3 separate regions of the Homo sapiens genome follow, and all the other regions are linked to region 3. The links are chromatin loops, found by intact Hi-C in ENCODE. Cell type or tissue: heart right ventricle. All regions are shown on one strand. Each heading gives the region's core, and the rest is flanking DNA. Links, peaks and the distances in the headings are about the cores only.

Evidence for each region. Peaks named below come from ENCODE experiments on the same cell type or tissue, not always from the same donor. Only the 100,000 strongest peaks of a DNase experiment are listed, where the experiment ranks them.
Region 1: it touches region 3 in a loop (3-fold over the local background); 3 of 110 quality-filtered maps call a loop at or near these places.
Region 2: a loop joins it to region 3, with 2.3 times the contacts of the local background. A loop is called at or near these places in 5 of 110 quality-filtered maps.

Annotation. Positions count from the first base shown.
Region 1 is chr16:77,000,729-77,011,644 of GRCh38, forward strand. LOC124903724 (a long non-coding RNA gene) reads right to left here. Exons shown (of 2, transcript XR_007065120.1): 2 at 7,256-7,581. Among named protein-coding and RNA genes, the nearest start is that of MIR4719, 140 kb to the left of the region's middle. In heart right ventricle, for the core only: no CTCF peak of the experiment used is centred there; no DNase peak of the experiment used is centred there.
Region 2 is chr16:77,164,538-77,175,453 of GRCh38, forward strand. No RefSeq gene overlaps it. Among named protein-coding and RNA genes, the nearest start is that of MON1B, 21 kb to the right of the region's middle. In heart right ventricle, for the core only: CTCF peaks have their summits at 5,309 (motif pointing left), 7,404 (motif pointing left) and 7,605; no DNase peak of the experiment used is centred there; H3K27me3 peaks cover 1,477 bases.
Region 3 is chr16:77,057,682-77,068,597 of GRCh38, forward strand. No RefSeq gene overlaps it. Among named protein-coding and RNA genes, the nearest start is that of MON1B, 130 kb to the right of the region's middle. RefSeq lists a silencer at 6,675-6,878. In heart right ventricle, for the core only: a CTCF peak has its summit at 5,469; a DNase peak (open chromatin) is centred at 5,436; H3K27ac peaks cover 857 bases.

The DNA of each region.
Region 1 (10,916 bases), core at 1,903-6,902, 58 kb before region 3:
TGGAACTTCTCAGCCTCCACAGTCACCTGAGCCAATCACTCATAATGAATCTCTTTCTGCATATCATTATACTTCCTACTGGTTCTATTTCTCTGGAGAACTCTGACAAATAGACCTCTACATTCATGATTTCAAGGATGATGACTCTAACTTGTTTGAAATATGTCATTATCACACATATCTTCTTAAACACAAAGCACATGCACTGAGGCTTTTTTTTATAATATAACAAAATCCAGTGCATAATTATGTTCACTTCCCTAGGTATAAACAGTCATAATATTTATCGCATAATTAAACAGGCAAGATTTACTCCTTTGGGCATCTACCAGAACATATTTAAATGTTGTCTTTGAATTGTGCTGTATACACAAATGTACTTTGTATTTAAGAAAAAAATGGCTTATCCCTAATCTTCTCAACAAAATCAAGAGAATAAAATAACGTAATTTTTCATCTTTAGCTTGCATGTGGAGAAACTGAATATAACTTTTAATTTAGTGGGTGCCCTTGGGTCACTAATGAGTCAGAAATAAAATAAAAAACTTAATTTCCATTCTGCTGATTTTTAATGCCGTTATGTCCAACTCCCAAAGACTTAATAATAAAACATCAACAAAGTCACTTGTAGGTAATAACATTCTTCAATGCTTCTGTGTATCTTCCTCTAGGGATAAACAGGCATATCTACATGTATTTAGTAATAATTCTAAATTGCACAAAAGAAATAGCCCTGATATCACTATTTTCAAGCTCAAAAAAATATGCTGACATTAATTTCACATTTAACAGTTCTGTGCAAGTCGATCCTATCAATACAAGTGCTAGTCTCAAATCAGAATTTAAATTAATAACCCATCTCATATTAATAGCTAAACAACCATGAGGCTTCAGTGACCTCATTAGAGGCATATAGCTACATTTTTATTATAAATTTAAGCAGTTTGACAAGAAATAACCCCACAAAACACATAAACTGTAAATTCTTTCAATTGCCATACTGTATTAGCGTACAAAGGCTGCTGTAACAAAGTACCACAAACTGAGTGGCTTAAATAGCAGAAATTATTTTTCGCAGTTCTGGAGGCCAAGAGTCCAAGATCAAGGCACTGGCGAGATCAGTTTCTTCTGGGGTCTATGAGGAATAATCTGTTCCACGCCTCTTCCCTAGTTTTCTGATGGTTTACTGGCAATCTTTGGCATTCCTTAGCTTGTAGCAGTATTGCCCCATCCCTACCTTTAACCCTACCTTAAACTTCTTATGGCATTCTCCCTGTGTGCGTATCTGCCCCAGATTTCCCCTTTGTAGAACACCAGTAGAACACCAGTCATATTGGATTAGGAGCCACCCTGTTCCCATATCACGCCATATTAAATCATTGTATCTGCAATGATCCTAATTTCTAAATAAGGTCTCATTCTGAGGTATTGGAGGTCAAGACTTCATATAAATTTCGGAGAGGAGACACAATTCAACCCAAAGCTTCAAGTTATCTTTCTGGCTTCCCCTTAGTACCTCCTCATATGCAAATCTCAGGCATCTTTCCAGGTGCTCATTTGTAAAATTTAAAAAGGTGAGGTCTCGTAAGGTACGGCTCATTCACTTGTCCTCTTCCTGAGACCCAGGTATGGTCCTAACTTTGGGTAGAACTGAGCTAGAGAGCTCCACCCCAGGAGCTGCAAGCCTGAAAGACACAGTTCAAGGATACAGAGAACACACCCATTCCTGGATTCTATCCCTTCCACCTTCCTGTGTTAACAGCTGCTCATCCTCACCCCAAACCCCTCAAGGGTGGGAAGGTGTCCCCTTTCCTAGTAGGAGGGGACAGGGATGAGGCTAGAGAGGTATAGAGTGCCTGACGAGCCAAGAGCAAGAAGCAGACATAGAGCTGAGTTCCCTGACCCACACACCTGCCCCTGCCTAGCCCCATCCACCTGCTGAGAGGCAGACAAACACCCAGGTTTTAGGCAGTCTGCTGGGTTTACTTTTCTTCTCTCATCTCTCACTGTACCCCTCCCAACTGAGCTGAAGGTCTTTGTGTCCCTGGACCTCATCGTGGTGTCTTCCCTTCGCACAGCCATTCCCTTTGCCTACACCCCAGCCATCATCACCACTGCCACCCCACTGAGTAACACTTCCTCTTTTTCTTAAATTTAACTTTTATTTTAAATTCAGCAGTACATGTGCAGGTTTGTTATATTGGTAAACTTCTGTCATGAAGGGTTGATGTACAGATTATCTCATCACCCAGGTAAGCCTAGTAACGATTATTTATTTTTCTTGATCCTCTCCCTCCTCCCAGCCTCCGCCCCCAGATAGGTCCCAGTGTCTGTTTTTCCCCTTTACGTGTCCATGTGTTGTCATCATTTAGTTCCAACTTATAAGTGAGGTATTTGGTTTTCTATTCCTGTGTTAGCGTGCTAAAGATAATGGCCTCCAGCTCCATGCATGTTCCTGCAAAGAACACAATCTCGTTCTTATAACACCTCCTTTTACTCTCAGTTTAGATGCCCCTGCCTAACACTGACAGCACCTTAAGCTTTTTCGCAACAAGCCTTTACCGTAATAACTGCTCACCTATGCATAAGCTCTGTAAGGGCAGACAGATAGATACTCCCTTCACTCCACTAGCCCCAGCACCCAACATAGGCTTGGGCCATGCTCATTGCCCAATAAATATCTGTTGGTGAATAAATGAATGCACAGTGTTTGCAGATGACCTTGAGGACATGATTTAAGAGCACTTAATGATTTTTGTTTTTTACTTCATGTCCTGTCCTCTCATGATTTTGTTTAAACACTTTGACGAATCCTTTCCTCACAGCAACACGTCAGCCTACAACTAGTCTCAGGGTGTTAGAATTGGAGGTTCCTTGGAGAACATGTGGACAATCACCCCTGAGGGAAATAAAGTCCAGAGAGGTGAAGTGATGGGCCCAAGTCCAGCCAGCTCTTTGACAAGACTGAAGCTAGAATCTGTCTCTTGAGTCAGGCCTGTGCTCTTCCTAATCAATAATGTCTAACTCTGTTTCTGGAAAACCCAGGAATGCATGCACGCTTCTCAAGTCCACGTTGTGGTCTAAGTGGAAGTCCAAGGTTATACCACTGGCTTCTGCTGATTTTATCTTGCATTTTACAGGCCACCTTGCCTTAAGATAAACTACTAAAACTGCATCACAGACACATACACTTCTAATAACATTCAAATAATGCAATTCAAGCTGTTTTCCCAGCCCTCAATTCTCTTGCTTCCACTGCCTTAGGCTCCCTTTAAATGCATCTCTTTTTCTGTGATTCCAACAGGAATATTTCCATCTCTGGACTGAAGAACTAGCCCCATGTGCATGTTTATATCAATGCGCAATCAATCATAGTTTGTTCTTTTTAAAATGGTTTTCTTTTTAAAGACCCAAGTTTTGAATGGCTGGTTCAAATCAATTGGTCACTTAGGAAGGAAATTAACAATCTTTCTGATTGCAGATCAAGATTTTTTTTCTCCTCTTAATTCCTATTATTTTGTCCTGAACGCAAAAGTATTCCAGGACTAGAGAATTATGCAACAACAGTTTGGTAATGATTTTTATATGACTTGCTGACATATAACATAAAGAAGGAACATCTGAGAAAATGGCTCTTCTAAAAAAGCAAAAGTTGAATAGGACTTTACAATAAAATACAGTCGTGACTAGAAATACATTATGCTTTTGCAACATTGTGATCAAAATTTTCTGCATCTTCATGCAAGATAAATAAGGTTTAAAATTTAACAGCAATATAAATCAATAAAAATAGTACCCCTTAAATACACTGACTTGATCATCACATGTTCCATACATGTAATGAAATATATGTAGCCCAGAAATATGTACAATTACGCATCAATAAAGTAAAAGGAAGATCTAAGCATAATTCGTGTGTGTGTATGTGTGTGTGTGTGTGTGTGTGTGTGTGTGTGTGTGTATAGCCAATGTTTGTGGCAGAGAAACCGGTGAAATCGTACTTTCTAAACCCTTTACATTTTTGAAAGTTTTGGTGTTTACAGTTGTACTTCTATGACTTATCATCTTCATTTCAACTTTTTAAAAGGTATATCAATATTTATCTAAACCGGCTGGGCGTGGTGGCTCACGCCTGTAATCCCAGCACTTCTGGAGGCCGAGGCGGGCGGATCACTAGGTCAGGAGATCGAGACCATCCTGGCTAACATGGTGAAACCCCGTCTCTACCAAAAATACAAAAAATTATCCGGGTGTGGTGGCGGGCGCCTGTAGTCCCAGCTACTCGGGAGGCTGAGGCAGGAGAATGGCGTGAACCCAGGAGGTGGAGCTTGCAGTAAGCCGAGATCGCGCCATTGCACTCCAGCCTAGGCGACAGAGCGAGACTCCCTCTCAAAATATATATATATATATATGTATATATGTATATATATATTTGTTTATTTTAAACCATAAGAGCAAAAAAATGACTTGTTACATAATAACCCAGAGCAGAGAATCAACCAGAATAAAGGATTCATAAGTACAAGCAAGATTAGCAAAAAAAAAAAAAAAAAAAAGCCCACTAGCATTGTTCCCCACCTAAACTATTAACAGAAACTCAATTTGTGATGAATGTGTTGTAATCACTGAATTACTGTTAAATACAAATGCTTGGGCTTGCATTGAGAAACTCCACATACATTGGCTTCTTCTCTGAGTTTACAAATTCTAATTTCAATTTTTACCTTTACTACTAATACTTTTAAAATATCCTTAAAATATACTCAACACCCTAAGGCATCATATAGTGCCCCCTTTCCTGTACAATGAAAAGAACATACATGTAATCTATCTTTTCAATTCTCCCATAATCTTGATCATTAGAAGATAATAATTTTAACTAAAAAAGTATATATTAAAAAGTCCAGTTGTTTCATTCTGTTTAATGAATCTATCAATACAGCAAATTATTGGCTCCTTTTAAGATATTTCTAAGATAAATCACCTACCATGAAAGTAAATGAAAATCCACAGTTCTTCATTGAAAGTTTATGAAGCTTGGGGGCCAAGTTAGGACACTGAATCTGCTAACTTGTAGTTCACTCGTTGCCACAGAAAATATTTTTAAAAACAATGTGTAAATGTAACAATAACGTATTTCGTCGTATTAGCAGTATTAAGACTTACCAATTTACTGACTACTCCATATTCTGTAGCACAAACCCAAATCACTCTCTAGAGATTCCAAACCAACTTGGCTACAGGCACCCACAATGCAGACTCAGTACAATAGCATGCTCTCGTAGCCTGCAAGTCTTTCCCGCTCTTCCTGTTTTCTGCCTTGGTGTAGGATACCTCCATCCACTAGAATGGCCAACCCAGAAATCTGGGAGTCGCAGTGGTCTCTTCCCTCTGCCCTGTCATAGATGATCAATCATGATGCCCTCAAAATTTGGCCTTGTAAAAGATCTTGAGATCTGTTCAGTTGTATGCCAGAAAAACCTTGCTCTGTGAATAACTGTTTCTCACGTCACTTGGAAAATGACCTGAAGCATTAGAAGAAATGTTGACAAGTCTAAATTTTGGGGAGCAACAAATCTAGTGAGCTCAGGAACAGGACCAAGAAGTCTCTTCCACATAGAATCTAAGAGACTCAGCCTCATGCTGTAAGTCTAGATGTTGATCTTTGCTTGCCATTCAATGATTTCCAGGGAAACATTAGACAATTTTATTATAAAATGCTTCTTTTCTGCCTAATTGTGCCTTCTGTTCTCATAAAAAATAAACATCTTGACTTAATTAGCTTTTTTAAAAAATGTAAATATTAGTTGACATTTTCTTCCATAGTATATCTCTGCAGGATTCAAAAAATGTCATGACTTTTTATCTTTGAGTTTATTTTTCTCTTCCCCTAACTCCATGAGATTCAACAACTGAAAGGTTACTATAACTTCAAACCCCCACAGTACCCTTATAGTTGCTACTCCACAAAGTATACCCACTACCTTGACGTCTAACATTAAGAATTATGTTTGCGGCTGGGCATGATGGCTCACACCTGTAATCCCAGCACTTTGGGAAGCCAAGCTTGGTGGATCACAAGGTCAGGAGTTCAAGACCAGACTGGCCAAGATGGTGAAACCCCGTCTCTACTGAAAATACAAAAATTAGCCAAGTGTGGTGGCAGGCATCTGTAATCCCAGCTACTCGGGAGGCTGAGGCAGGAAATTGCTTGAACCCGGGCGGTGGAGATTGCAGTGAGCGGAGATCGGGCCACTGCATTCCAGCCTGGGTCATAGAGCGAGACTCTGTCTCAAAAAAAAAAAAAAAAAATAGAATTAGGTTTGCCTGTTTTGGGACTTGATATAAAGGAGAACATACAATTATGTACTCTTTTTTATCTGACTTCTCTCACTCATCATAATGTATGTGAAGTTGATCAGCATTGTGTTGTAGAAATGCTTTGTTCTTTTTCATTATTGTATGATGTTCCATTAAATAAATTTACCACAATTTATCCCTTGTAGTGTTGATACACATTTGAGTTGTTTTCAGTTTGGGGCTATCAGAAATAATGCTTCTAAGAACATTTGTATCCATGTCTTTTGGTGAAGAGATATATACACACCTGAAGAAAAAGGGCTGGACTGTAGGATATGCAATTATTTAACTTTAAGGGCTATTGACAGTTTTCAAAGAGATTATACTGATTGACATTCCTCTCAGCAGTGTATGAGAATTCCAGTTGCTCCATTTCCTTACCAACATTTGAATGTTTTTAGTATGATTTTTATTAGTATGATTTTTATTTTAGCCATTCTGGTAGGCATATAGATTATATAATGTTATGCTTTTATTATTTTTATATTTATTGTTTTATCAATGAATAAAAGACATTGAACATATTTTCACATTTATTGATCATTTGAATGTCTTTTTATAAAGGGTCTGTGCACTTTTAAAGATTCTTCTTTTTTTTACTGTTTTGTAGGAATTCTTTACACAGTTTAGGTATAGGTCCTTTGGCAGATAAATGCATTGCAAATGACTTCTTCCACGCTGTATTTTGCCTTTTCATTTTCTCAATGATGTTTACTGGTGGACAGAACTTCTTAATGTAGTTCAGTTTATCAACTTTTTCATTTAAAGCTAGTGCTTTTTGTGTCCAATTATAGAAAATTTTTGCCTACCCCAAGGTCATGAAAATATTTTCCTATGCTTTCTTCTATAAGCTTTATTGTGATATCTTTCAAAAAGGCCACATGTTAGCTGTAGGTTTAGTTGTGAGGAAGACATTTTAATAATAACAAGCACTAATACATGCTAGAACTTTAATCATTATATGAAAAGTCATGAAGCAGAGACAAAGGCAAATATTCTTTCTCTTGCTTTACTTTCTTGCAAAAATAAGAAGAAAAGCAGCCTAGGAAAAAGAAAAATTTTTAAAAAGCTTCACCTTGAAGGTATTCAAGTGGTGTGTTTCCGAAGTCCTTGTCGATGTTTCTACCCCGTGGAAAACCTCTGGAGATCTCCATGTATTGATTCTCTGGGGGCTCAGACATCTTCCTCTTGGGGGTGCTGATGGATGTTTCTGGGAAGCTTCTAATCAATTAAGTGCCAAAGGTGAAAAAAAGATAAGGCCATTAATGACTATGATATCAAGGTCTATGCTGGAGAAAAAATACCCTAAGTGAGCAATAAGATTTTCTAGAAATTTCTGAGACATTCAGACTTCTTTAAAGAGTACAAAGACTTTTAAAGGTGAACCAGTTACAATATAATCAGAGCATCCTGGTGCCCCTGCTTTTTTTTTTTTTTTTTTTTGCAACATTGATATTTTAAACAAAGAAAAAATACAAGACCCTGTGAGTTACTTGGGTTACTGAAAAGCAGACAATGAAATAAACTATGGAGAATTTTTTTTTTTTGAGACCGAGTTTTACTCTTGTTGCCCAGGCTGGAGTGCAATGGCACCATCTTGGCTCACCACAACCTCCCTTACTGGGTTCAAGCAATTCTCCTGCCTCAGCCTCCCTAGCAGCTGGGATGACAGGCATGCACCACCATGCCCAGCTAATTTTGTATTTTTGGTACAGATGGGGTTTCTCAACTATGGAGAATTTCACAACTGAGAGCAGGAAAAACTGTGGGAAGAGTCCTTGGCATGTCAGAATTCCTATAGAACTTCATTCAGCAATATGCTGAGGGTTTTTTTTTTCTTACAAATGTGGTTTGCCATGATTTTGCAGTTGGTTCCTTTCAGATAAGAATGATCCTTAGAATTCTCTTTCTTGCTATCCCATTTCAAAAAATGTTTATTTCCATGCTCTGAAAATTGGTAATGTGGCTAAATTCCTCATCTTTTTGTGTTTGTAAGAAATGGAATTAGACTATTATAAAGTGGGAAGGGGAATTATTTGCCAGCAGTAACATGAGTAAATTTAGTCAACTTTTGATTGATGACAGTGTCTTGCCTGGTGAAGAGGGAAAGAGAGAAATTCACATAGCTGGACCCTGACATGCACTGCAGGTGCCCAACTACATAATGCCAGCTAATCATAGGTGGTGAGGGAAAATAACTGTTGTCAGACAGTCCTAATAAAGACACTAAATCAAACATATTTTAGTATCAAGGTGATGATGATGAAAGGGAAAGAGTCTCCCAGATATGTGGAAAGTGATTAGTTATACAATAAAGGTAAAACTATGCCTGATAAACCATCAGACATAAGTTCTCTAAAACCTGCAGCACTAACAGGAGGGGAAAAATAGGCTAAGTAAATCATCAAAACATAAACAGACCGTCATTTTATGGTTCTTTAGTCTGCAGGCTTTCAACTTCTCTGTTAAACATTTTGCTCAGCTGGAAAAAACTCAGTAGCAAGACCAGCCATGGTCCTCATTCCTACCGGTGATGTTATCTCAAGAATGCACTACACCAAGCGCATTGGAGCCTGCCCAGCTCTGCACCGTGCCTGATAGCAGCCATCAAAGGGGCAGTCCTCAAATGCCACCATCACAGGACAATCCCCACCTGTTTGCTTTGTCCTTCCCTATGCCTCTTTAAAATTCGCACAATAGTGGTTCATGCTCCGAGGATTGTTATCTGAGTGAAGGCAGGCTGCCTGAATTTGAAACTGAGTGTCTTGAATAAAAACCTTGTGGTTTTGTTATGAATAAAAAGCTTGTGGTACTAACTTGAAGCAGAGAGAAGAACCCAGAAGCCAAGGCAAGATGGTCTGTATGGTTTTGAGCCTCTATATCAATGTTAAACATATTCTGTAGAGGTGCCCTTTGGTAAGGCATGACTCTAAAGAAATAATTCTGACTTCCAAAGGCAAGGTTAAAGTGGCCTTTAGTTTTCAGATTTTCAGAATTCCAGAGACAAATTATGATTATAAAACTGTTAGAATAATACATGTAAAGACAGAAGAGTTTCATGTTGTTAGTATATGTATTCGCATGTTTGGGACACTGTCTCTTCCTCTCACAATAAGTTGAACCACTTAACAATGGCAAGTTCTCTATAAATATGTCTTACTTCCCTAATGAACCTAGTTAATTACCATAATTCAGAACAAATCTCTATTCTTCTTTCTCCATGATCCAGAAGCAATCTTCAAATGTCTCTTTCCTCCCTTGACTACCACCCTTAGGAAACTGTCCCCCACCTCCAATTCCGGTTTAGAGGTGCCTTCTCTCAGCTCACAGGACCCCCAAGGGCTCTAGCACTGAACCTCCTGCACTGTCGTTAGAGGTTTGTCTCCCCCACTGAATTTCACAAAGCCTGGAAGGGTGCCCCCCTGGATTTTGTTTTAATCTTCAGTACCTACTATCACATGACTTATTTACCAATAGCCAGGTGTGGTGGCGGGCGCCTATAGTCCCAGCTACTTGGGAGGCTGAGGCAGGAAAATGGCGTGAACCCAGGAGGCGGAGCTTGTAGTTAGCCTTGATGGCGCCACTCCAGCCTGTGCAACAGAGCGAGACTCCGTCTCAAAAAAAAATAGAAATGTCACCAAAATTTTGCTCTAACTGGTGTAAGGGTTAATTTTGTGTGTCAGCTTGGCTAGGCTATGGTGCACTGTTGTTTGTTCAATCACTAGTGTAGATACGGTGCTGAAGGTATTTTTTAGATGTAATTAATATTTAAATCAGTAGGTTTTGAGTAAAGCAGATTACTCTCCATAAAGTGGGTGGGATTTGTCCAGTCAGTTGAAGGTCTGAAGTGCAAATACTGAGGTTTCCTGAAGAAGAAGGAATCTTCCTTAGGGCTGCAACGTAGAAACCCTACCTGAGTTTCCAGCCCGCAGGGTTACAGATTTCAAACTTGCCAGCTCCTACAATCACATGGCCCAATTCCTTAAAAATCTTTCTCTCTCAATATATATGCAATATATAATAAAATATATAATAGATGCTTTATATGTTATACAATATAATATGTATCCTATAGGAAATATAATTTAATATACAATACATATTATACTATGTATCACATAGGTATACCAATATACCTATAAGTTCTATTTATCTGGAGAACCCTGACTAATAAATACAGCTAGTAATTCACCATTTCAGATTCAGGCTTGACCCCTTTTCCAATAACCAGACATATGTATCCCACCACATACATCTGATGCCTCATAACACCTCAAACTGAAAACATCCCAAACGGAACTCCTGTCCTCCCTCCTCCAAGACTTCCCATGTCAGGAACAACATTGCTACATCTCCAGTCATGCCACCCTGAAATGGGGGAGCTCTCTGATACATTCGCCCATTTATCCCCGTGTCTGACCCACTCTGAGTCTGCCATTTTGCCTCCTAAATACTTCTTGAATCCATTTGGTTTTCTTCACGGTCATCAAAACTTTCCTGATCGAAACTATTGTCAGCTCTTGTGATCTCCTGGAGTGGCCTACCTCATCTATACT
Region 2 (10,916 bases), core at 3,347-8,346, 110 kb after region 3:
TCCCATAAATCTTACTTAACAGGATGAAGGACTCAGAAGTTAAAATACTGCTTTGAGGGACACGTATGAAAATTTGCAAAGAAAGACTCAAACAAAGAAGTCTTTGGGGTTTGACCTGAGGCCACGGGTGAGGAAAAAAAAAATAGAAAAATATGAAGTCTTTGGTGGGGCCAGGTGTGGTGGCTCACGCCTGTAATCCTAGCACTTTGGGAGGCTGAGGCAGGTGGGTACTTGGGGTCAGGAGTTCAGACCAGCCTGACCAATACGATGAAACCCCGTGTCTACTAAAAATACGTCTAAAAATATAACAATTAGCCAGGCATGGTGGCATGTGCCTGTAATCCCAGTTACTCAGGAGGCTGAGACAGGAGAATTGTTTGAACCCAGGAGGCAGAGGTTGCAGTAAACCGAGATCATGCCATTGCCCTCCAGCCTGGGCAACAAAAGTGGAACTCTGTTTAAAAAAACAAAGCAAACAAACAAAAAAGTCTTTGGGGGAAGAGAAGAGGCCATGTGGTCCAGAGAAACTGGGGAAAGGTTGCACTCCTGAAAGGACAGACAATTCAAAAGCAGTCAGTAAGGCCAAACTTCTTGCTTGTCATATCTTGATGGAAGCTTCCTCTGGGAATGAAAAAGGCCCAGTATCTGGGTTACCCTGTAAGTATCATTTCCCCTCCCTTCTAGGAGCTGGATCCAATTCACTACTCAAGTATGTCCATTATATTATTCAGCCATCTATTGAGGATTTTAAGGTTATTGTGTTATAAATATATGGAAAGAAATAAAAACGTTTTAAATTGCGGCCAACTAAACCAAAATAAAACATTTAAAAAATATTGTTACTCCTTTACATATAACTTTTTTTTTTTTTTGGATGGAGTCTCGTTCTGTTTGCCCAGGCTGGAGTGCAGTGGTATGATCTCAGCTTACCGCAAACTCTGTCTCCCGGGTTCAAGCGATTCGCCTGCCTCAGCCTCCCGAGTAGCTGGGACTACAGGTGCACACCGCAACACCCAGCTAATCTTTTGTATTTTTAGTAGAGATGGGGTTTTACCGTGTTAGCCAGGATGGCCTCGATCTTCTGACCTCGTGATCTGCCTGCCTCAGACTCCCAAAGTGCTGGGAATACAAGCGTGAGCCACTGTGCCCAGCCTACATATAACTTTTACAATGAAGAGAGAGAAAAAAATCATCATGTATTCCTTTGGAATTTTCCAGAGTCTCAGTTACCGTTTGTATTAGGGTTCTCTAGAGGGACAGAGCTAATAGGATATATATATATATATATGAAAGGGAGTTGATTAAGGAGAATTGACTCACACGATCACAAGGTGAAGTCCCACGATAGGCCATCTGCAAGCTGAGGAGCAAGGAAGCCAGCAGTGGCTCAGTCCAAGTCCCAAAACCTCAAAAGTAGGAAAGTCAACAGAGCAGCCTTCAGTCTGTGGCTGAAGGCCTGAAAACCCCTTGCAAACCACTGGTGTAAGTCCAAGGATCTAAAAGCTGCAGAACTTGGCATCTGATGTTCCAGGGCAGGAAGCATCCAGCACTGGAGAAAGATGACAGCTGGAAGACTCAGCAAGTCAGCTTCTTCCACCTTCTTCTGCCCAGTTTTTCTAGCCCCACTGGGAGCTGATTGGATGGTGCCCACCTACGTAGAGAGTGGGTCTTCCTGAGGGTGGGCCTTCCTCTCCCAGTCCACTGACTCAAATGTTAATCTCTTCTGGCAACACCCAGGTGCACCTAGAAACAATACTTTAAATCCTTGAATCCAGTCAAGTTGACACTTAATATTAATGAATCACACCATTGCACATAGTGTCTTTTGTGTTTCATTAAAAGACAGAGTAAGGGGCCAGGCGTGGTGGCTCACACCTGTAATCCCTTTGCTTTGGGAGGCCAAGGCGGGTGGATCACAAGGTCAGGAGATTGAGATCATCCTGACTAACATGGTGAAACCCCGTCTCTACTAAAAATACAAAAAAAATTAGCCAGGCGTGGTGGCACGCACCTGTAGTCCCAGCTGCTTGGGAGGCTGAGGCAGGAGAATTGCTTGAACCCAGGAGGCAGAGGTTGCAGTGAGCCGAGATGGCGCCACTGCACTCCAGCCTGGGCAACAGAGTGAGACTCTGCCTCAAAAATAATAATAATAGTAATAATAATAAAATAAAAGACAGAGTTAGGAAACCACATAGCTCTCAGGATAGCCTCTCAATTGGATGGGATCCTGTGTCTTCTTTATCAAGGATATAAGATAATCAATGACAGCAATATTGGATAGGGATACACAGTGCAGGTCTTGTAAATCTTATGGTAAGTCCACACATTTCCTAAAAGTCCAGTGAAATTCAATAAAACCAAAATTATCTGGAAAAGAATTGTTTCCTTTCAGAGTGACTATTTTCTGGACTGCAATGCGATGGTTTCCTGGCTCTTTCATTGCATCTATTTCAGAGCAGTCTATTTCTGCTCGTGTTTTGTATCCTCTATTTCTATTTTATGGTGATACTCTCCCTTAACCCTCTAAGGATACTAATTATACTAAAAGTCTTATTCTGATTGTTCTACCAACATTTGCCTCATTATAAACTCCGTTCTTACTCAGTTTGTAGATTCTCTTTTTAGAATTAGTACTAAAGTATTCTAGTGATTCTTAATAGTGAACTCATCTTTCAAGGATAGCTCCTTCGACTTTCCTCTTCCTGCCCCAGCTTCTGTAGACACCTGAAGGAAGCAAAGCGTAGAAGTAACTTACGGACGTATGCCCTGCACAGTTTCCAGTGACAATGGAGCAGGCTATTAGGTAGAGGCTGTTTCAGGTGACTTTTCCTCTCAGCATGGCCGTTTCTGATTCTCCAAGGTATTGTTGGCCACCTGGGCCATTGAACTGTCTCTACCTCCAGTATTGTTCTGACTTAAACACAGACACAATGGAGGGGAGGAGGGGAGGGATGCACAAGGACCATCTACTCTGATTGCTCCTGTGTATGTAGTCCCTAAAATTCCCCCCATCAGATGGCTCCAGCTTCCCTAATTTCTAGGTTTAGAGTGTGGATGATACCCGTATTTTGTAGTTGAGCTCCCGTTAATATTCCTGAACGCATTTTGCTTTGCTATCACCACTTCAATATGATCCTTTCTGATTTCAGACTTTTAGGGATCGCATACAATTTTCTGGTCCTCCAATGTAGCTACAGATTGACTTATTAGGTTTCACACATATTTCTAATCATCTCTAAGGAGTGGAACAGGGAAAGACAAAGAAGGGGCTCCTGCTTGAGTGCAGTCTACCAAGTACTTCTTGGCTTGAGTCTTTGGTGCTTACAGAGAGAGAGAGAGAGAGAGAGGCAGAAGGGAGAAAGGGAGGGAAGGAGGGAAGGGGAGAGGCAGAATGACAAATTTTAGAGAAAAGTGTGTGTTGTATAATCTTGGAGGGGAATAAGGAAAGGTAAAAAAATACAAAGGCTTGAATCAAATAATAGAATAAATGATCTTCATCAGTTGCATTTTCTCTGCCTCTGAACCTTTTCTGGGGGAGAGGGACAATAAAGAAAAATATTTCCTGAAACAGCAAAATGTGTATTATACTTATGCCCCATGGTACTATATCTTATTTGTCCCAATTCTATGATAAAATTGAAAATTCAAATCTGTTTCTAAAAGAAGCACTGATCACTACTCTGGAATATCAAGCACAGAATACCTATAGTCATGTAGCCAGACGTACCATTTAAAATCACTCAGCAGAAAATTCCAAAAGTTAAATAAGTCTAGCCCCAGTCATCTCTCAGTATAATCGAAAAATAACCTTTTTGGATGGCTGTTGGAAGGGAAGAACATGGAAGGTCTGCAGTTCAATGGAAAGAAAACTGAGGTTGTCTTGTAGTGGAGACCAATGGCAGATAACGTGCTCTGAAAAAGGTGTAAGCCAAATAATCTCCATCATTTTGGTTTCATGGGGAATAAATGAAGATGACTATCTGGATCTCAGTTTTGGCTCCTCTGGTAGCTGGCTTTGTGACCTTGGGTAGGAGGTTTAACCTGTCTATCAGTTCCATCAGTTATAAAAATAGGCATAATTATATTTCCCTCATGGATTGCTATAAAGATTGAGCCAGGTAGTGTCTGTAAATAAGCTAGCTCAATCCCTGACATAATATGAGCTTAATGAATATTATATTTTTTCCTCTTAGTCTGAGTATATCTATTACTTCTGTTGGAAAAGAGTCTTGATTTTAACTACAAATATTGTTGCAGCCAACTGTGAGTTGAGACAGGAGCTTAGAAGAGGGCTCCCATTAGGCTTCTCAGTTTCCCTAAAAATGTCAAATATGGAATTTTAATTTTCCAAGACTCAGAAGTAAGGAGTTGTTCTTACCTCACAGGACTGTGTAAGTAGAAAATTAAACTATGTAAAACACCTTGCACTGTATAGCATTGAACGCATACTGTATGTGGGTGTGGCCCATTGAAGAAATTATTGCCAGCCACAAAGTTATGAACATATTCTCCTAAATCCTGTCTAGCATCGCGATTGTTTTCTCTCTCACAGTGAGAAACCCATCTGGAAAATCCATTTACAACCCATCTGGAATTGATTTTTGTTTATGGTATGGGAAAGGGAGTTTATAATAATTAATGATATTTATAAGACAAAACCAGCAAAATACTCAAGACCACCTAATTGTTCAGTAGACTCTTTTTGATTCATGAGACACTCACGACCTTGTCCCTCCAAAATTACCAGGTTGCCACAGCACTCTGTCTTCCTTCCTTCCTCCTGCCTATGTCAAATTCTCTTTCCCACTCTTCAAGCTTCCTATATAAGCAGACACATCCAGCCAGCAAAAGAGATTGCCTATCTGTCCTTCTGAAGCACTCATCCATCATAAAAGATGGTCCTGGAAAATCTCTAAAAGGTTGAAGTATGGGCTTTTCACAGTGGGAAGAGCCACATCACACCCTGATCCTTCTTTCTAATCTTCTGTTCATATAGGCTTGGCAGGAAATAAGAATTGGATGATGATTGAGGCAGCACAGAGAACTTGGAGACTTCTCTAGGGGTCTAGGGTTTGACCCTAGTCGTTTGGTCTCTGATACCTGCTTCTGGGTTCCGTTTATCAATTACCAGGACACCAGACAAGTGTCACAGGTCAACCTCCCATCATGCTTGGGTGGGCATACAAGGAAGAAAGGGCAGTAAAAACACGTAGCTGAGGCCAAATATATATGGTGACCACTTGTCAGTTTCACCAGCAGATTTACCTGCTCACAGGCTTAGAGAAAGGAGGAGTGCTAGCGCCCCCTGCAGTACAGAATCAAGAATCCCTAGTACCCAGGAGAGCATCAGTGATTCAGACTGAGGGCACATCGGGTAGGAGGCTCTCAGCACCCCTAAAAATTGCAAAACTAAAAAACTTCTCGCAGCTGAGAAGCTGGAGATAATGTTCATTTAAAAAAAACTGAGTAATCTCTGTTGTCAAAGAGCTATGTGACACCTGAAAAAATAGTATGCCAATATTTGGGGAGGAAAAAAAATAAAGCAAAACAGGAATTAAAAGAAAAAGAACACTTCTATCTCAAAAGACACAGCTTTTCCCAATTTTGAAAATGTGAATTACAGCCAACGTATTAAGTCCCTTGAAATTAGCAGGTTATAAAGAGCTGATACAGCCTTATCTAAAGAAAGCAAGAACAGCCCCATTACAACAGAAAAACAAAACAAAAAACTTCTAAATCATGCATGGCCTGAGATAAAGAAAAATTAAGGTCTTTGCATAACATTGCCCCAGAACTAAGCCTAGCAATATATTTTCCTGAGGAACCTGGAATGGGGGCCAAGTCAGATTTTCTTGTGTGGCAGAATACCTAATGGGAATTTTTAGAGCTGTGGATGGCTGGGAATTTTTAGAGCTGTGGATGGCCAGGAATTTTACTAAGAAGCAGGAAAAGTTGTGGGCAAAGAAACAAGAATAATGATGCATGGAGAGAAGTATAGGCAGGGGTTGGGTGTCAGAGAAAAAGAGTTTTCAGAATCTTTCTTTCCAGTTTCTGCTTCCATTTTTCCTGGAGTTCAGCCATTTTCCATCATGCCCGCCATGACTTAACTTTAACTGATTTCATAGCCACTTTTTCAACGAGATGACTGGGATTGGTTTCTCCTACTTTCAACCAAGAATCCTGACCACCATAGTGGGTTTTAGGAGATGGGCCAGTGAGTGGGGAGGCTGTTCTCTGGGCACAGGACCCTGACACAGACATCCCAGCACTGACAAAGCTCATTCCTCCCCAGGGATGCTGAGCTGCTGCAGGAAGCTCTTGAACATCAAGTTATGCCAGCAGAAAAAGACATCAGATTGGAAGAATGTGGGTGATGTTTTGCCTGTGGAGGGGGTGGAGGATAGCCTTGGATCCCTTGAAGCCCCTAGGACATGGGTTTAGCCACCCCATGGCACTACAGAGGGTCACGTGATCTGGAGCTAGCAGGATAGTGCTGGTTTAGAATATTCTGCTGACATCGTCCTAGCTATCGTCACAGTGTTTCCTTAAGCATTAATTTATGGTCACAGTTACTGTAACACAGCTAAAATTTTTTACCATATCTACTCTTTCTAATGGTCTAATAATGAGAAGGTTTTTAGCACACGTGTCACAGGGTCAAGAGAGCAATTACTTTTCATCTGAATTCATAAAACCCTTATTATACTAACACAAAGCACCATATTTTTAATTCCATGTAGTATAAATAAATAAAAAGAAAATAGCCACGAGCATTTTTCTAACCATATGACCTTGAGCAAGTTACGTGAACTCTGTGGAGATCTGTGTACTTTTCTGTAAAACAGATTTACTGAGCATTGCATCATATAATTATTGTGATGATTAAATAAATTTATTCTATAAAGTGCTTAGCACAGTGCCTGGCACATGGTAAAGTGCTGAGTAAATATCAGCTCTTTTTATTACTGGAAGTACCTGGCTTTCCCCATTGACTTGATTTCAGAGGCAGATGAATTCTCCCTTATCCAAAATTATTTCATACACCACTCTGGCCACCAGAGATTCATTCACACTTTGAGTTGTCAAATAATTTCTATTGTTATGCAGAAAATCCTAGTAGAAACCATAAAATGCTACTTAATAGTCATTCAAGCTTTTTATAAAATAGTTTTCAAAGTAAATTGTTTCCTTTATGGGTTTTAATGACGAGAAGGATGAGATTAACCACAGGACTCTGGAGAGAGGTACAGATTTGGGGGATTTACATGGGGGTGGACTGATATCACAATGATCCCTAATTTTCTATATTCACCAGGCAGATGAGCTGGTCTCAGAAATACTCAAGTCTCAAAATCTTTGGAACATATGCTTCCATATCAGGTACATGGGTTTTTTCTGCCATCTAGTGGCCACCTTTGATAAAGACAGTCATCTTTATGTGAGCAAAGGTTTCCCACCTAGAGCACTACATAGGAAACTCCCAGGCTCCCAGGCATCTTTTTCAGTTTACACTTTTCAGGGAGTTCCCCTAAAATTGCCTCTGAAATTGGAATAAAAGCAAAGGTCCTAGTCCTCAGGGAGGCACAAAGCTAGGATAAGTTGTTAGAATAGCACTAGCTGAGCCACTGATTCTCTGGGTGGCTGCCAGCTAAGTCTCTTTTCCTTCCCCAACCTGTTTTCTCATCTATAAGATAAATCACACTGGCGGGTCCCTGTTAGCTCTAATACTCTGGTGTTCTGAGTCCCTCCAATTTTAAATCTTTATTTGGACAAGCATGTCTATACTTGCCTCATTAATTAAAGTAAATCGAGGAGAAATTATAACATCTAGACAACGAAGTTGCTATTCCCTAGGACAACTCAGCGATAAGGTAGTTGAGTATCATGTTTCTGACATCATCTTCCTCTTGGGGAAGGTTTTCCTTTTCAATTTCCTTGTAGAGACTGTATGAATCATGGCTTCATTTATCCTAAAGTCCATAAGTAAAATGCAGATTATCAATGAGCAAGTTGTTTATTTCAAATATGTAGATACTCCTTGACAAATTCTCAAAAGGTTTTATCGCACTGATAATGGACAGTAATCTATTTGATGGGGTTTATTTAAATCGCAATTTTCTATTCTCCGTGCCACAGAAATGGCTTAAGTCCTCCCAAGCTTTTATTCGAAGGACTGACATATTCTCATTAGCATCCCACCTGCTTCTAAAATCTCTTTCCTTTCATCGTTATTCCATCCAAAAATCAGGAGAGAATAATCTTTTTCATTCTTCTTTTTAATTGACAAATAAAAATTATATATATTGATGGTGTCCAACATGCTGTTTTGATATATGTATAGATATTGTGAAATGGCTAAATCAAGCTAATTAAATATGCATTACCTTCACATACTTAACATTTCTTTTTTTTTTTTTTTTTGCAATACAAACACTTAAAATCTACTCTCTTAGCAATTTTCAAGTTTGCCATACTTCTACCCAAAGATTCCACTGGCTTCCTGCCACCATCCTTCAGTCTAAAACTGTATCATGCTGTTCCTGGCATTCTTTGATCAGGGCCTATGAGAGAAATTTATTTCCTGCTTCCTGGGCATTCAGATTCCCAGCAGCTGCAACAACCTGAACTTCCTTTGGACAATTACTCCTTATGATGACTTGAGTGATCTTGGCCTCACTTTCAAGCCCAGGGTGAACCTTCATTGCCTTGGCCCATTCTAAATGAATCATTTCCTGGCCATAGTGATTGGTTCTGGCATGGACACATATCTAACCAGAGTCAATGAGATTTCCACTGAGACTTCTGAGAAATAGATTCTCTCCCATCCCTTCTGGACTTAAAGCAAGACATATGTAGCCACAGAAGCAGCTAGAGCCCTCTTGAGACCTGGAGGGAGAAACTGCTAGAAAATGGAGTATACATCAAGGAAGAAGAGGAAGGAATGAAGAAAGAAACTGAATCTTGGCCACATCATTGGAGCCCTGGATCAACCCTCACCTGAAGATTGCCCTCACCTTCTTTTCAACTCACCAATGAAGTGTTTTCATTGTTTAAGGCAGTTCAAGTTGGGTTTTCTGCAATTTAAAATAATAATAATACTAATAAAATCTATAGCTCATGTGGGTTCCAAGCAACCTTTCCATGTGTTTCACCTTAGTTTTCATAGATGCTTTTCTTCCAGTTTTGCCAAACTAATGGAGAATACTCAGGCAGAAGAGACAGTGTGGTTTACTCTAAGAACTCATCCAAGTTCTGAGAGTACTGAGTTGATCATTAATAATTGGACCTAGGTATGTGGGAGAAGGCAGAGACAAGGGTGACCCCAAGGTGAGGGACATAAGTCACTGTGGGACTAACTTCTGGTAACATTAAGAGAAGAAACAAGTTTGGGAAAAGGAGATGAGTTTCCATTTGGAACAACTTGAATTTAAGTAGACTTATCCTTTTGAGCTGCAAACGTTGACCTGTCTGCATCCTCCAGAAAACTGGAAGTTTGTTAAGGGCAGGGACTGTGGGCTCTAAATCTTCAATCATCTCCCACAGGACCCCAATAAATATGTATTCTAATAATAAGAAAATAAAATCAATGAAATATAAGTTACCCAAAAATAATTAGAGAACAGTGAAGTCCCAGTCTCCTCTTTGGGCCTGATGATTACGTCTGTCAAATGTTCAGAAAAATTCTGAGATGCCTGCTGGAGAGAACGAGTTCTGTCAGTAGAGGAGGCAGCATTGAAGCTGTACTTGTAATATTTATTTGGAAGGAGAGGAGTACCCCATCCCGGAGGAAGGGCTTGAGCAAAGGCACTCCTGCTCCCTATCTGACTGGGGAATACCACTTGTAGGGTACAGAATCATACCATTATTTCAGAAAACTGAGGAGAGAGCTGGAGTAATACTACCAGTAAGAGATCCCACTTCACCTGACAATGACCCATCAGAGTGGTCAGAGAATCAGAGGCTACACAGAAGGGACTGTGCTTGGAGAAATAGGTCACAGATAATTAAACAAAAGAAGAATTTTTGTTTGTTTGTCTTTGAGACGGAGTTTTGCTCTTACGCCCAGGCTGGAGTGCAGTGGCCAGCGATCTCAGCTCACTGCAAACTCTGCCTGCTGGTTTCAAGCAATTCTCCTTCCTCAGCCTCCCGAGTAGCTGCGATTACAGGAGTCCACCACCACGCCCAGGTAATTTTCATATTTTTAGTAGAGACGGGGTTTCACCATGTTGGCCAGGCTGGTCTCGAACTCTTGACCTCCTGATCCACCGACTTGGCCTCCCAAAGTGCTGGGATTACAGGCGTGAGCCACCACACCCGACCAAAGAGGACTCTCTTTAATAATGCCCGTTTTTGTAGGAGTAAGATGGAATCTCATTGTGGTTTTAATTTGCATTTCCCTGATGATTAGTGATATTGAGCATTTTTTATATGATTTTTGGCCATTTGTATGTCTTCTTGAGAAATGTCTATGGTGGGAACGTAAATTAGTCCAACGTCTATGGAAAACAGTATGGAGATTACTTAAATAACTAAAAGTAGGTCTACCATCCAATCCAGAAATCCCACTACCCAAAGGAAAAGAAGCCATATAAAAAAAAGACACATGCACTCATATGTTTATTGTAGCACAATCCACAGCTGCAAAGATGTGGAACCAACCTAAGTGCCCATTGGCCCATGAGTGGATAAAGAAAATATGGCATATATACATCATAGAATACTACTCAGCCCTAAAAAGGAATGAAATAATGTCTTTTCCAGCAACTCGAATGGAGCTGGAGGCCATTATTCTAAGTGAAGAAACTCAGGAATGGAAAATCAAATACCATATGTTCTCACTTATAAGTGGGAGCTAAGCTATGAAGATGCAAAGGCATGCAGAGTGATTTAATGGACTTTGGAGACTCGGAAGAAGG
Region 3 (10,916 bases), core at 2,618-7,617:
GTATGTGAAATAGGTGTGACAAGACATAAAAGCAAAAGCTTGAATCCTCTTGCTTCCGAGGTTTTATCATTTATTGCGTGTGCAAATGTCTTTTGTTACTTGGGTATTTTAATGGTTTTTTTTTGTTATGAAATAAATCTTTGACACCAGTGAGCTTAAAAATACACATTTAATTTTTAAAACCAAGAAGTTTGATGATGCATGTGTACAGTGTCTAGATTTCATCAACCACAGGAAAACCAAGAGATGCAAACTTGCTAAGAAGTATCTATTACAAAGTCAGTTGTTATTTAGAGAAGACAGTGGCCCAAAGTCACAACCCTCATTCAGTTGCAGAAAGTGCTGAATGTTTCATTTAGATCAAGTAACCGTTTTACTAAATTAATTTTGCTTAGTTTTGATTCCAAATTTTTTGCATACACATAAAAAGTGAAGCGTTTGCTGTTAATGTTAGCTCTATTTGCCAAATAATAATAATAGAAGTAGTACAGTAGCAATGGTAGCAACAACCCCTTAAATTGAAATGATGCCATTTTATATCAGGGCTATCACATATTTTCAATGCAAAATTACTTGTTACTATATTTCAGTAAATATTCTATTTTTCCATCCAGTTATTGAAATGAAATTTAAGCTTGGAGAAGTTTATTCAGGTAGAAGCTATCTGTCATTGTTGCAAATAGTTATAAATTCATTAAAATTCATTTTTAAGAAAACATTTTGATTTTGTAGCAATAATGCAGTCAGAAATTTTAGTGGAGCATAGCATTTTGGTAAAAGCCACATTCTTAATAAATTAAGCAATGTTAAGATGAGAAATGTACTTAAATTTGGCCATGTGGTACATATCATTTATCCATGGCAACCTAACAAGCTGAAGCTTTAGCAGTTTTGGAAATTTTCAAGAACTTGCAATTATCGATGCAAATTTTACAAAGAGAATAATCACCTTCACAAAATAAAAGACCCAAAATTATTGACAGATGAGAGCTAAAATGGTGTATGAGATTTAGTTCTGTACTTCTATAATCGTGTTTGAGAATATTGCAAGTTCCTATTTATAACTGGATAAATTTTATATTCTGTGCTGGAACTATATTGAGAAAGCCTATAATTTGGTGAACTATGTGAGTTTGACAAAATATTCAAAATAATCACAAGTAGAAACAACTTGTTGACAAGTTTTGTCTGTAAACATATTTGACCAACAAACAACAGTACTTTATATAAGGGCAAAAAGCCAGTGCCTATGAAAATATTTGGGCTGAAATATTTATATGCTTCAATTGTGAAACAAATAAACTTGAGGATATTTCCCATTTAGCATGATTAGCTCTGATTTTACCTGGTGATCAGGCATGTAAATATTTTGAAATGTTTTCCTAAGATTTCAAAATATTGTGGTTTATGTAAAAGAGGCATTTGAGCAATTAAATACAATTTTGAAGCAAAATGCAGGCACTTTTCTTTTTAAAAAGTGAAAATAATTTTTAGAAACGAGAATTTAGGAAATAACGATACACATCATTAAGGAGATAGGTAAGGCACTGACAGAAATACATGAATACAAACCAAGAAACATCCTACTTAGCCTTTTTCTAAATTTTCAAATAACCAACAAACAGGATTTTTGTTTAATGTGCATGAATTAAACAATGTGTTATTCTTAGTTTTATAGATACTGTTTTAAGAAAATAGTTTCAACATAAACTATATTATAGATCCAATATAATGACCTAATAGTATTATTGACTGATAAACTATAGGTCATTATATTGGCCTAATTTGAGATGTTTAACTATTTTAAATTTTTACTTCAAAGAGTTTTATCTAAAAAGTTTGGATGATAAATTACTAGAAGAATAAAAACCCTGTGAGGTAACTGTACAACAGATATTGTTTATGTGTGTGATTTGCTTAAAGTCACACAGCCACAACATGAAAGGTCTGGGACTGGAGCCAAGTCCTTGGAGAAGGATTGAGTGAGAATCTACAAACTAAAGGGCAGCATTCCAAGTTCAAGAAACATATGCATTGTTCTCAACATGCTTCCTCTAGTTAGAATACAAAATAAAGGAAAGAGGGGAAAAAACAAATAACACAGAAGTCTTTGAGAGGTCCAAAATACTAAATTTTAAATTAAGGAAGCAATGATATATAAAATAACATAGTGCGGACCAAAAAAGACATAGAGGAAGGCTACTGTTTGGAAGAATTCTGAACCACGTTTTGGAAAGGGAGGAGAGAGGGGTCCATACCAGAGATCTGGGCTGGAGCACATTGGCTTGGTGGGTGACTGTGTAGATGGATAAATCAGAATCAGCACAATGCCTATACGAACTGGAGGGTTTCTAATGGCCAGAAGATAGGAGCTTTAAGTGTTGAGTTTGAGATTCGTAAACAGAATGCTAGATTTTAAAGGTTACATTAGAAATGCTGGATAAAATGGAACTACTACAACCTGTATAAACAGAAAAAAAAGATGTAATGCAATTTGCTATACTTAAATATAATTTACTATATAAATTATATTTGGCGGTCATTTATTCGTTAATGCATTCAACAAACATCTACCAGATGTGTACAATGTACCAGGAACTGCTCTGTGCAGTGAGGAGAGAACAATAAATGAGACAAAGATCCTGTCCTCATGGAAGACTAGTAGAGAAAACAAATGATAATTTATATAAATCATAGATTACAATACAATATAGAAGGACAAGGAAGAAACACAAAGCATGGATGGCATGGGGATTACAGCAATGGAGTGCAACTTTAGATGAGACGGCCAGGGAATAAAGCTTGTGCTTACATAGTTATTATTCTATATATTAAAACATTTAATCCTCACAAAAATAGTATGTGATAGGTGTGCAAGTTTAGTCATTTATCCAAGGCTACATGACTAGAAAGTGGTGCCATTATTTAAAATTTAGACCATGTGGCTTGAGTCCAAGTTCCTAATCATCATGTTAATACTTTTCTATGACTTTGAGGTAGTGACTTTGAGCTAAGACCTGAGTTAAGCAAGAGAGTCAGCCATGTGATTATCTGGAGGAAGATTGCTTCAGAGGGAACAAAGGGTGCAAAAACCCTGATCAAGAGTATGCTTGACATGTGCAAGAAACACCAAAATTGTGTGATGTGGCTGAAACTGAGTTAGTTAAGTAGGAAATTGAGAGGAAAACACGGTCATATTATTAGCACATTGTGGTCCACTGAAGGGAGAATAGATGGTAGCTGTCTAAGTGTGGAAGCAGAAAGATGTCACCATCTATATGACAGGTGGTGCTGGCTTGGATTAAGGTATTGATGATTGTGATGTTCTTTTTGACATGTCAGTTTGGCTACTGTCTCCAGTTACTCAAACACAAATCTAGGTGTTACTGTGAAGGTGTTTTGTAGATGTGGTTAAAGTTCATAATCTGTTGAATTTGAGTAACACTGAGTTTTCTAGATAATCTGGGTGGCCTTATCTAATCAGTTGAAGAGTCTGAAGACCAGAGATGAGGCTTCCTGAAGAAGAAAAAAATATCACCATGGAGAGCAGTTTCAGTTCTTCCTAATGGTCTGCCCTACAGATTTGCAACTTGCCAGTTCAGTCCCCACAATCACATAAAGCAATTCTTTGCAATAAACCCTTTAAAGAATGTTTCCTGTTATGTGGTAAAGGGGTAGACACTGGTAATATTCTCAGGATATATCAAAAGTGGTATTAAATATTGGATGTGAATGAGAATGGGAGAAAGAAGTGCTTACTTTGTCAACAATACTACATTTTAATTGTTCCCCCATTGATGTCAGAAAACAATGGAGAATTCAGTTTGATAAGAAGAGTAGAAAGTACTTCACAGTCAGCGTTTGTTGTGGAGTAAATCTAGTTATCTTTTGTGAGTGCCCATATGATACATATGTGTGTATGTATATATAAAATACTATATCTGTATATAATATAGATTTATATAATATACATATATAGAGAAAATGCTATATGGATATATAGTATATATATACTATATATATTATATATGTTTATATAAAAACACACAAAACTATTTTCATTTTACACTGTATGCCAAATATGAACAGATTATTTCTGGGTAGTTTTGTGGGTTCATTCCATTAAATCGTTAAATATTTATTAAGTGCCTTTATTGTCCAGACATGAAATGCTAAGGGCAAACAGGAGTGAATCTGATGGGTTTTTAAAAATTTTTTTTTATTATACTTTAAGTTCTGGGATACATATGCAAAACGTGTAGGTTTTTTACATAGGTATACGCATGACATGGTGGTTTGCTGCACCTATCAACTCATCGTGCTTTTCAGGTTTTCTATAATGAGTTTTAAATTACTTTTTAAACACGCAAAATTCCTTTTAAGGATGGTGTAATCTCAAAGTTATTTCAAAAGAATATTAAATGTATTCTCTCTAGCAGTGGGAGTTCAGAAAGGAAAAACAAAACAAAATAAAAAACAAAAAAAACCACATGCAGCACCTCATTCTGTCCAAAATAAGACTAAATCATCCTGAGTCTGCTTTCATGACACCAGGTATGATTTTTTTTTTCTGTTCTAAGTACTCAACAAGTAATATTCAAACTTCCCATCATGTTGAATCCTGCTGCTATTTGAATACAGTCTCTTGATTACATCCCTTTTTACAATAGCCTTTAGAGGGCCGTGGACAGATTTCCACTGGCCACAAGTCTTCCTAAAAGTGCTCTCCAGCAGGATTTGCCTTTGTGGAAGCTGCCTTATTTGTGCAAGAGAAAGTGATGGTGTGTTTGACTCAATCACTCATTATACTACCTTCTGTATCCTGGCTGAAAGGGGAAATACAACACATGTGTTCTACGTTGGCTCTTCCAACATGGATCCCTTCCATGTCCTCAATTTCTGTCTCTATAAAAGGATAATAATAACCATCCTGCTCCTTTCTCTAAATAAAATACACTAGCAGTTATTAAGTGGGTTTAGAAATGCAAACATGCCATTCTGATAGGAAAATGCAGGATGAATAGTGTGGATAGCAACTATGAGGACATCTCCTCAAACGCATTTTCTTTTGGGGCCATTGCCTTCATATCATACAAAAAGAAGGATAATACCTGGACCGATTTCACATACTATTACAAAAAGCATCTAAAATGTTATTTTTAGCTACCGGAAAATTATCCTCCAAAACATGTCAGCTTAGCACTCATCAATAGTAATTTGAAATACACAGGATGTCAGGGTGAACTATGTACTTCCGTCCTTACAGATAAAATATACTACATGAGTTCAAAAGCGTTTATTCAAATGCCTCTCCTGAGAGGTTAACAGGGCTGCTGCTGCTAGAACATTCGGTGCACTGGATGCAGAAAACCCAAGGAGCCTGTGGCTCTGCTGGAAGATTAAGGACTCTCCGCTCCCTGTGTCACTGCCAGCTCCCAGCGTCCTCATCAATCTCTCCAGCAGGCTGTGCAGGCATTGCTTTCTTGTCGCAGTTTTATAAACAGGAGGAAGTGAGCTATTGTTGCTACATACACTCATGCCTGACCATAAAAAGATAAATACTTTAACTCTTAAGCTTCAGAGAGTAGAAATCTGGCTAAACACTAAGAAATAAGAAAATTAGTTCACTAGGCATCCACAGAAGTGAGTTTACAGAAAACATTGAATGAATGGTGACGTCACACAGATATCCAAGAGATACTGCAAAGAACAGCACAAAGATTGTTCATCGATATGCATTATTTATTGTTCAAGATCAGTTGTCGATTCCAATTATGTTTTATTTCTGTTGTTTCCCATTTGTGTATGAGGTTCATGTCAGACTTAATCATTCCTCTCCCTGCGGTCTCATGGCAGGTTGTTTGTAGCTCACTCTGTCTTGTGTTGTCAGCAGAGTCTATCAGCTATTCTCAATCTGTTCTCCTCCCTAACTGCAATATACACCTACAGGACAATATCCCACATAAGAAACCCCCACGGGTAGACCCAGGGTAGTACACTGTGCACACTTCAAAAGCACACTGATGTAGAGATAACCTTGAATCCACTCTGATTTTGGTATGTTTGACCTGGCTGATGATCAGTGGGTCAGCTTCACAATAACCACAGTGGCTTCCATAACTAACACGTGGTGGCCAGAGGCATCTGTGTTCAGCTGCTATTATCCCTGTTGGAGGTGTGCCATCCAGAGCCAAAGTCAGGCATTCCCATGCTAGAAGGAAAAAATCCAACTCCTTATTGTTCTCTCTGCATTGTTCTTACTTAAAGGAAGCCTGCCCCAGGGTTTGGTAAATACCATTCAGGCTATCCCTATGTCTGAAATCTCTGAAAACATGCAGAAGGGGAAGAAGAGGGAAATAAAAGACTCGTATCCATGAATGGAAATACCTTGGGGGAGGAGCAAGAAACCGTGTGTTTGCTAAGTGTGGGAGAGGTCACTGTCCCAGGTAGCCCCATGCTGTTTCCTGTCATCTTGGGATTCTCGCAAGTCCTACCCTGACCAGCCAGGGAACTGCGGGACCTGCCTGTGAGCAGACCTGAGCTGTGCAAAGAAGCACTGTTATGTGAGCATGTTCACACCAGCGGGTGTGCCCTTTAGATGGAAATGACCTCAGAGAATCCCTCCCACCTCTGGCGTTGGCCAAGCAGAGTCATCTTCTCGAGGGTACTCTGGGGAGACTACAGTACTTAATGGGAAATACCATTTAGAGGTCTGTGGACATCCTGACAAAGACAATTGAGATAAGTTTTTTCCCAGTAATTTGGGATTCAAAAGAAAGCTGAGTTGGCAAAGCACCCTGCAGCTCTGACTGTGCCGTGTGGAGCACAGGATCAGTGATCTCCGCTGAAGAGTAAACTGACTACACGAGGCCCGGAGTCCTACTGTCTTTCTGTGCTCTCAGGCCCTCCCTGGGGAGCCTAAGGAAGGAAGACTGCAGGGTGCCTCAGGCTGTCTCCAGGCCCCCTCACAGTTCCTCCAGGTACTGGGCCCTCAGCGTCTGCCTGTCTGTGACACCCACACCCATGTTTCGCCCCTGACCAGCCAGGCCCAGAACCCACCTGTCCTGAGAAAGGCAAAAAATACTCTTGCACCAAGAAACATCCATTCTCCTTAACTAATAGATCAAGAATTAGAAAATAAACACTATCGAGGGCCTATCAGAGGGTAGAGGGTAAGGAGGAGGAAGAGGATCAGGAAGAATAACTAGTGAGGACTAGGCTTAATACCCAGGTGATAAAATAACCTGTACAACAAACCCCTAGGACACAAGTTTCCATATGTAATAACCTGCACATATACCCCTGAACTTCAAAGTTAAAAAAGGAAATATCAATAGACACTTTCATGGCCCCAACATTTGTGTAGGGCAGATGGATTTTCAATCCTAACTTAGTCACTTTCTGACTTAATCGTCTTTGCAGCTACTTCACCTCTCTAGACCTCAAGCACTGCCTTATCTGCAAAATGGGTACAATAATAGTATCCGCCTCATGGGGTTTAGTGTTAATTTTTTTAAAATCATGCTAAGTGCTGAGCACACAGCCTGGCACTGTGCTGGAGAAAAGTTAATTTTTATTATGAAACAATGGTCAATTCTGCAGCACTAGGTTAGATATTGGGCATAATATTTACCATATTGGTACCAAACAGTATAAAATTTGACTCCAGAGACCTCTCATTTGTACTGTGACAGTAACTTAATTTGGCAAGAGCCATGCAGTCTCTGAAAGAGAAGCTTATGCTACTGCAAAAACTAATCAGGCCTCCAAGAAAGAAATGCCATCCCAGGCCAAGAGGACACAGCAGAGTTGGCACAAAGCAACTTAGCTGATGAGAGCCTGGGAGGGTGGGGAGTGGCCTCAGGAAAATCGTGAGCAAGGGGAGGCACTGCTGTGTTTGGTGGGTCAACCGGCCAGAAAGCTGGCAAAGCCAAAGGCCTCCACTTCAGAGAGCAAAAGAGGAAAACAAGTGTTTGTCCTTATATAAAGATTCTTTGCTTGGTCAAACTTTTGTCAGGCTCTTGAAGCTCCTGCTAGGCCTATCTGTGCAATTCTTTATAAAATTCAGTTTTAGCAGAGAATCCTGCTAATTCATTTTAGCAAGAACTCCCTACCTGTGATATCACATCACCCTCAATATCTGACCAGGTTTCTCATCCTCCTCTGTCCTCCAGGGAATGTCTGCTCACCCTGGCCTGTCTTCAGCAAAAGTTGTTAGGAAGATTTAGCCAAAATCCTTCTTATCCTTGATGTTTCTTTTTAGTAGTTTTCTATCCACTGAACCCCACCCTGTCGCTTGGCTATAACTTCCCATTTGCCCATTGCAGTGGGTCCTATACCTATCACAATGGTCTTGAATAAAGTCCACTTTACCATGTTTTTAAAATATTATTAAGTAATTTTTTTATTGTCATCCCCTATGGGAGGGAGAGATCCTGGGGCAGGAAGAGCATGGAAAAAAATGCATGCATTTTCCTTGCAGAAAAAAAAAAAAGTAAAACCAGTGCAAAGTGAGTTATACCCTAGGTCTAGGCTGTTCAGAGGCAGGAACCCACTCAGCCCATTTTCTTCTGGATAACCACCACTAGGAGACTGTGGCCAAGAGCTTCCCAGAATTTGAGTGAAGACTAGACAGCTTACCTTTGTTTTTTTTCTTTTTCTTTTAATTTCCAACTTTTAAGTTCCAGGGTACCTGTGCAGGACGTGCAGGTTGTTACATAGGTAAACGTGCGCCATGGTGGTTTGCTGCACAGATCGTTCCATCACCTGGAGCTGGAAGCCATTATCCTCAGCAAGCTAATGCAGGAACCAAAAACCAAATACCATGTATTCTCACTTATGAGTATGGGAGCTGAATGATGAGAACACATGGACCATGGACACATGCAGGGGAACACCACACCATGGACCCTGTCAGAGGGTAGGGGTGGGGGTAGGAGGAGGAAGAGCATCTGGAAGAATAGCTAATAAACAGCTTGCCTTTCTTTGCTGCCCTGTTGCTAGAATAAAAGGCAGTTTTAAAAGAGTGGCTGATCAGGAAGTTGCTGACTGACTAGAGAAGTCAGCAGGTTCTCACAGCCAGGGACTGGTGAAGGGAAGGAGGAGGAGAATTAACAGCTTTAGGAGCCTAGTATGTGCCAGGTACAGAGCTAGACTCTATAGCCACATCATCTGATATAATCCCTACAACATCACCTCAAGGTAATCACTGTTACTATTCCCATTTTACAAATAAGGAAACAGGTCAGTTACACCTCTTAGACAAGGAACTGAAATTTAAACACAGGCCTGTGTGATGCCAAAGTTTATACGATAAAGTCCTGATGGCCCTAACAGTTTGGTGGAATAAAAGCACATGATCTTGGGACGCCACCAGACCATAAATCACGTAGGAAATCAGAAGGGCTCATGGGCCAGACACTGGGCTTCCTGTGTATAACCATTTATGCTTTACAGAGACACTGCAAGAGGTTCCCATTATCACCTTGTATTAATCTGTTCTCGCATTGCTATAAAAAGAACTACGTGAGACTGGGTCATTTATTTTTAAAAAAAGGTTTAATTGGCTCACAGTTCCGACTGTACAGGAAGCATGGCTGGAGGTCTCAGGAAACTTACAATCATGCGAGAAGGCGAAGAGGAAGCCAGCAAGGAGCAGGAGCTCCTTGGTGGAGCAAGAGGCTCCACCTCTTGGCAGGTGCAAGAGGAAGATAGAAGCAAGAGATGCTACACACTTCTAAACAACCAGATATCGTGAGAATGCACTCATTTTGAAAACAGCAAGGCAGAAATCCACCCCCATGAGCCAATCACTTCCCAGCAGGTCCCGCCTCCAACATTGGGGATTACAATTCAACACCAGTTGTGGGTGGAGACCACAAATCCAAACCATGTCCTACCTCTGCTTCAATGTTAATAGAAACTGAGGCACACAGAGATTTAGCAACATTCTCAATATCACAAGGGTTGAAACCCAGGGTATATGGTACAGTCTATGCCCCTAAGTGCTATGCTATGTTGCAACTCAAACACTAAATTATCTTCCATATTGTCTACTTCCTGAATAGAGAAAATGCAATGATGAACATTAGAAACATTTCAAACAAGGAGTGGAATATTTGTAGTTTAACTCTAAAGTTCTCTTAACCTTAAACCATCTATTCCTGTCTTCTAATGGAGGCATTTGGTTTCCATTGTAAATGTTTACCACCTATATACACTGTTCAGAAGGCAAGTGAGTCTGACTTTTTACAACCTACAAATAATGTGGATGGACATTTTGCAGACTTGAGTCTAGAATAGCAATTTTCTGTGGGTGGAATCATAAAAATAGAAAGCTCTACCTCAGACACAAATGAATGAAAGATTGTAGTATGCCCCTCCCTCGCTTAAAATCCAATGGTTGTAACATACAATAAAGCCAGCATGTGAAAGCTGTGGGGAAAACATGGGTTATTAAATAAATGGCTTTCAGAAACCTGGAGAGCCATTTCAGGAAAAAAAAAATAAATTGCATCCATACCTCAAATAATACAACAGAATAAATTCCAAGTGCATCAAAGATTTAGGAAACGTGTAAAAAACATTTTTAAATTATGGACTAACTGTGTCCTCTTCAGCTAAACACTGACCATCACGTCCTTCTCTCCAGTGGGTCATCTTTAAAAGCTTGGGAAACTTAGCTATGGCCTCATGACACACTGAGGCAGGTTTTCCCACAGGTTTTGTGTGAAGCAAGTTATACTTATTTGTAAAATTTTCAACTTGTATTAGCTTAAAAAATGAATATCTGATTGCAGCTGTATTCTATTCTATATTTTAGAACAAAAACCTGGCTCAGGAAACACCAGGTCTTATTACAACAATACTGCTTAATGATACCTTTTCCTGTGCATGATATTTGAGGCACAAAGTGT